2 separate regions of the Mus musculus genome follow, and region 1 is linked to region 2. The links are chromatin contacts, found by POLR2A ChIA-PET in ENCODE. All regions are on one chromosome and are shown on one strand. The core of a region is the stretch at or near the end of the contact, and the rest is flanking DNA. Distances in the headings are between cores, read along the strand shown.

Region 1 (2,707 bases), core at 183-2,682, 33 kb before region 2:
ACCCCCAGGCAGACCAACTCAGTTCAGAAGGTCAACTGCAGATGCAAATCCTGTGGTCCAGCTGGATTGCTTGAGGGGCATTAATAACGAACAAGAAGTTAGGAGAAGATGAGGGGTTGGGAGGAGCCGGGGAAGGGATGTATGAGCTGGCTCCCTGGGAGCAGCAGGCCTGGGGGTGAGTGGCAACGGTGGGCCAGCTCACCTAACAGGTCTGTGACAACCGAGTTGCCCAGCAGCAGCGAGAAGCCCATGAGGGCCCAGGGCAGGAATGGTGCCTGGAAGTTGAGTAAGCCGAAGAAGTTGACCCTCACGTGAGGGCTGCGACGGCTCCATACATAGACCAGCATGGCCATGAGGGCCTGTCCCAGGAAAAACAGGCTGCCCAGGAATCCCAGCAGCTGGACCAAGAGTCAAGGCTTCCTGGAGCAGTCTGCTGCCCACAGTGCCTCTGACCCTTTCCACGGGTTCCCTCATATCCCTGGTGTATTCCAGAGATTTGAGAACCCCTTTCTGTGATTTCCAGGTACCCAGGCCCCATCAGTTCCCGTGCCTGCTCCTTCTGGCTCTTGCATCCATGTTTCAGAGCCTTGGTAGTCTACCAGACTGCCCTATATCTCCCTGTTGTGCTGTTCAGGGACACTGAAGAACTAGCTGGGGCACCTAAGCTAAATGGCTGCCAGGCTCCGAATGCCTGTCCCTCCTAGTCTGGGTCACGACAGATAAGAAGGCGACTCTTTGGTCCAATAATACTGAACATACAGAAGGATACAGTCATAAGAACACCACCGAAGAGAAACATGAAAACGAAGTCAGCCTTGCGGCCACGGAAAGAACCCTCCTCCAGCATGCGGCAGTAGCGGAACCTGCAACACTGGCATAGGAAGTGCCACGTCGACTGGGCCTCAGTTTCCCCCGTCACCACCCCAGCATAACCCCCATCCCGGGCTCACTCCACCCCCAGCCCCCGCCAAGGTGGCCCAGGATACACGAAGAGCATGTTGAAAAAGAAGCCGAATCCCAGGGGCCCGAAGAAGAGGAAGGTGGTGATGAGCCTCCAGACCTGCAAAGAGGTGGGGGTGGCGGTGAGGCGCGGGGATGGAGGGCAGGGTCCTGGCTGCCAGGCGCCTGGGTCAAGGCCGCCTCACCTGGAACTTCCGGAACACCAGGTGCGGGTTGAAGTAGAGCTGGAAGGGGCTGAGGAGCTCCAGCTGCTGTGGGACAGGAGGCAGTGTAAGCCCCGGGAAGCAGGCGACATCCCTAACCCACCGGGGACTGTAACCATGGTGCCGCCACGCCCGCCCGGCCCGCTCACCACTGCGGCCGTGGTGAGGACGCAGGCCGCGGTGTAGGCGCGTGTCACCGCGGGCACCTGCAGGAAGCCCGCCGCCAGCCTCTGCCCAGCCATCGAAAAATCCTTAGCGCGCGCGCTGGCAAACCCGCTCTCTTTACCCGCCCCCAAGCCCCGCCTCGCTCTCTGGGGGCCAATCAGCGTCCGAGGAGCCGAGCCTGGGGACTGGAAAGCCAATGGGAAGAGGAAGCGGGACGGCCAGGTGTATCCGAGGCGGCTAGCCAATGGGGAAGTCCCACGGTAGAGCACGTGGCGGTTGTTGTGGCTGCTATGGAGGCGTGGGAGGTGTTGTGGCCAATCGTTTGACAGCATCTAGAAAAGAACCAATAGCAAGGACCCACGAGATTGCCACGGGGGCGGGGCTATGAAAAGAGGCACAAAGAATCGAGAAATGGGGCGGGCCGAGATGCTGAACAGGCCTCAGGCCAACCTCCGGCTTTCTGGTGACATTCTGTAAAACTCTAGAATCCAGTTATCACTTGCTGGCTCCAGTCCTGACCTTCCTGGGTGTACGCTGCGGGGAGGACCAGGTTGAGGGTTCTGAGCCATGCAGGAGTAAGTGGGCAGATTGGAGAAGGACTTGAAACTTGGTAAAAGAGAAAAATGCCATTAGTCAATCATTTATTGAGGACCTACTGTGTGTCGAACATTCTGATAAATGCTGGGGATCCTGTAGCCAACAAAAGACACTGTCTATCATGGTCCAGACAGTTTGATACCGCGCAACCTAGAAAAGCTCCTCGATGGAAAATAATGCCTGAGACTCACCTCCACGGTAAGTAAGGTGACCTGTGAAGCCTATTTGAAGAGGTGACATTTAACTGTCACTTCTAAAAGATCCCTGTGCTCACTAAAAGGTTATACAAACAAAACAGTAACGTGCACTGTCCAGGTTATGAAAAAGTACACGTTTTTCTTGCGTTTTTTTTGTGGGGATTTAAAATGACTCAGCTTCTATGGGGAACAGTAAATGCGGTGCTCAAATGTAGAAAGCAAGACGACCACTGGGTGGAGTGGAGCTCGCCTTCATTCCCAACACTCCAAAGGCAGAGGCGGGGAGATCTCTGAGGGTCCGAGGCCAGTCTCGTCAACAGCGTTCCAGGCCAGCAAGGATTACATAGCGAAATGTCATCTCTAAATAAATAAATATACAATTATCAGACGAGGAAATTGGAGGCAGGATAGTGAGTTCTGATCATGATACCTGAGATACAAAACCAAACGCTGTCTCAGAAAGCTAAAATACTGATTTCATTTTATTCAAATAAAACTTAAAACATAGAATTACCATTGTACCCCTTAGCAAGTCTACCCAGAAGAACTTAAAGAGAAACGTTTGCCAGGCATGGTGTCATATAC
Region 2 (2,886 bases), core at 57-2,556:
TTACATTTAAATAGAGGGCAAGAGGTAGGTAGAACTAAGAGATTCTGCTCAAGATGTGATCCCCCAGCAGCACTGTCAAGCTTCAGTCTCTTCTGCAAGACTGACAAGCGTCCAGAGCTGCATAAAATCTCTGCCTTCCAGCCTTTCTCTTTCACCAGCAGGAGACTCCAGAGAAAATTCCATTTCCTTGGGAACCATTGTTTCAATAGTCTGTTAGCCAAAGGGAGGGGGCACAAGTGTCTCTTTAGAATATCTTCATTTCTGTCAGAAACCTAATAGAAACCTTGACATCACAGACAGAACTGGTAGTCCCCACACTACAATCTCTTGATCCACTGTAAAGTTTTTAACAAAAATTAAAAAGGGCTAGGGAAAACAAAGGAAGTCCCAAAATTCCCGTGACATTTCCTGGGCACCGGTCGGATGTCTCACTTGTTAATGAGAAAGCTATACAAAGTCTACCAAGGGCTCTAGATAAGGGTGACTCTGCTGGATCTAATTTGAGCAGGGCTTCCCTGAGGACTGGCAATTGGCCAGAGGAGCAGAACTAGTTAGTACCGCTGGCTCACAGCCTGCTGCCCACTCCTCCCCTGGGAATCTCTCCAAGCATCCTCACCTGTGTGGAGTAACAGGAATGTAGGGAAGTAACTAGATGGCGACTCCGTTCTGCCTCCTTCCCCATTTCACACTCACAAGCCTAGGCCTGGTGGACACGTGTCCCAGGAGGCTCAGGACACACAAAAAGTCGCAGTTGAAAGTGTGTGGGACGAAGGTGATACTGGGCCAGGCAGGGGATCGAGGGCTGACTGTTGGTACAACAGGAGAGCAAAAGCAAGCAAGTGATGGGGCTTGGCTAATTTCTTGAGCTTAGAGAAAAGTTCCCAAGGCAAGGAAGGATTGTTTTTTCTCCAAGTACAAGCCATCACGCTTTTGGCTCATTGTTTGAGGTTAAGTTGTATTCACTAAAGTAGGTCGATCCTAGCCCACTAGCATGAGAAATAAGGCCAACCTACAGGTTCCACCAATAACTTAAGTTCCCTCTTCTTGGAACAGAAATCTCTCAGACCTGAACTTCTTACTATACGGTTAATCTGTAGCATCTACCTGGAATGCCTCGACAAACCTAATCACTAGAGTCAAGTCCTCACTATCTAGCATCCTCCGTTTCCATCTTAGGAAACAAAGAGCCCATGTAATACTTCCTACAGCACCAGAAGCACAGCAAGACCTCTGCAGAAGCAGCGCGCTGAAGGGCAGTCACCGCCCCTTTGGGACGTAGTCTGACGTCAGCGGAGGCGGAGCGGCAGCCGGCTTGGGGCGGTACTGAGCTGGGTCACGTAGCTCAGGTCCCTGGCTTGGGTCACACCGCGCTTTGTACCGTCCTCCGGTCCACGCTCGCAGTCTCTCCGCCACCATGCCTATGTTCATCGTGAACACCAATGTTCCCCGCGCCTCCGTGCCAGAGGGGTTTCTGTCGGAGCTCACCCAGCAGCTGGCGCAGGCCACCGGCAAGCCCGCACAGGTTTGCAGGGAGGACACAGGAAGAGAGTAGGGTGGGGTGGGCCGGCCCGACGTGTGAGGAGGGATGGGGCTGGAAGCCAAGGTGTGCCGGCGGGTGGCGGCTGGAGCTCTCCGGAAGACCTGTGGCCCTGTAGGCAGTCTTTCAGGCGGTCTAACAGTGTGTCTGTATCCCTCCCGCCTCGCCGCCCCTCCCCCCACCCAGTACATCGCAGTGCACGTGGTCCCGGACCAGCTCATGACTTTTAGCGGCACGAACGATCCCTGCGCCCTCTGCAGCCTGCACAGCATCGGCAAGATCGGTGGTGCCCAGAACCGCAACTACAGTAAGCTGCTGTGTGGCCTGCTGTCCGATCGCCTGCACATCAGCCCGGACCGGTGCGTGGGGGACGAGGGGAGGAGGGGGAGGAGGGGCACTGGGAGGTCAGCAGGCAAAGAGGGGGGGGCGTTCAGAGGACACTGGCACGCAGCGCGCTCTCCTAGACCACGTGCTTAGCTGAGCCAGGCTTTCATTTTCTCAGGGTCTACATCAACTATTACGACATGAACGCTGCCAACGTGGGCTGGAACGGTTCCACCTTCGCTTGAGTCCTGGCCCCACTTACCTGCACCGCTGTTCTTTGAGCCTCGCTCCACGTAGTGTTCTGTGTTTATCCACCGGTAGCGATGCCCACCTTCCAGCCGGGAGAAATAAATGGTTTATAAGAGACCACGGTTGCCTCAGCTTCTGCTTCCTTGGCTTGCGGAGGAATTGGGTGCAGGGTGGGGACCTTGAATGGAAGCCCAGGCTCTGAACGTGGGATTGGGGTGTGATGGCAGGGTCGAAGCTGGCCAGTTTGGTCCTCTCTAAACTAGTCCAGTGGTTCAGATGTCCTTTCTTGTGGCCTCTCCTATGCAGCCTTATGTATAAAAGAGGCCGACTTATTCACCTGGTCAGGAGTGTTAATTAGGTCCTTACCACAGTGGCAAATGGAGCCGGTAATATGTGTCATGGAAGGGGAGGTGCTTGGATACAGGGGAGAAATTAATAGTGTGCTCCAGCTGGGCCTGCACCTTCCTCGGCCCCATTTTCCTTCCCAAGAATCACTGTGCTCTAAGCCATGTGGTGGCCACTTCCTTGATCTGGACAATTAACTTGGTGGGAGAGGTAGCCAGGATACAGAGTTCTCCCTAGACCACTCTGCCCACTTCCCCAACGCCCTCCCCCCCCCCCCCCCCACAATCACAGCAGGTCCCTGAGAATTCATGAAGGCGGAGGGACTACCTGCCGTCGATTATTGTTTATGTAAAAGGTGCTGGCCAAGGCCCAGCTCAATTTAGGAATTTGGTAGGAATAACCCCAAGCCCAGGGACCCGGGTAGATGGGGA

The links. ChIA-PET counts read pairs that join two places held with the same protein, here RNA polymerase II (POLR2A).
Region 1: POLR2A ChIA-PET joins it to region 2 with 16 read pairs in embryonic stem cell. The contact joins the promoter of Derl3 here to the promoter of Mif in region 2. POLR2A ChIA-PET finds 5 or more read pairs at or near these places in 5 of 5 experiments (Patski and embryonic stem cell).

Annotation. Positions count from the first base shown.
Region 1 is chr10:75,892,123-75,894,829 of GRCm38, reverse strand. It overlaps Derl3 (Der1-like domain family, member 3), which reads right to left and starts at 1,432. Exons shown (of 7, transcript NM_024440.2): 1 at 1,313-1,432; 2 at 1,146-1,211; 3 at 987-1,060; 4 at 770-863; 5 at 203-398. The coding sequence starts at 1,405.
Region 2 is chr10:75,858,697-75,861,582 of GRCm38, reverse strand. It overlaps Mif (macrophage migration inhibitory factor (glycosylation-inhibiting factor)), which reads left to right and starts at 1,306. Exons shown (of 3, transcript NM_010798.3): 1 at 1,306-1,522; 2 at 1,724-1,896; 3 at 2,040-2,230. The coding sequence starts at 1,415. The coding sequence ends at 2,106. Gm40697 (a long non-coding RNA gene) reads right to left here and starts at 673. Exons shown (of 2, transcript XR_871836.3): 1 at 617-673; 2 at 1-210.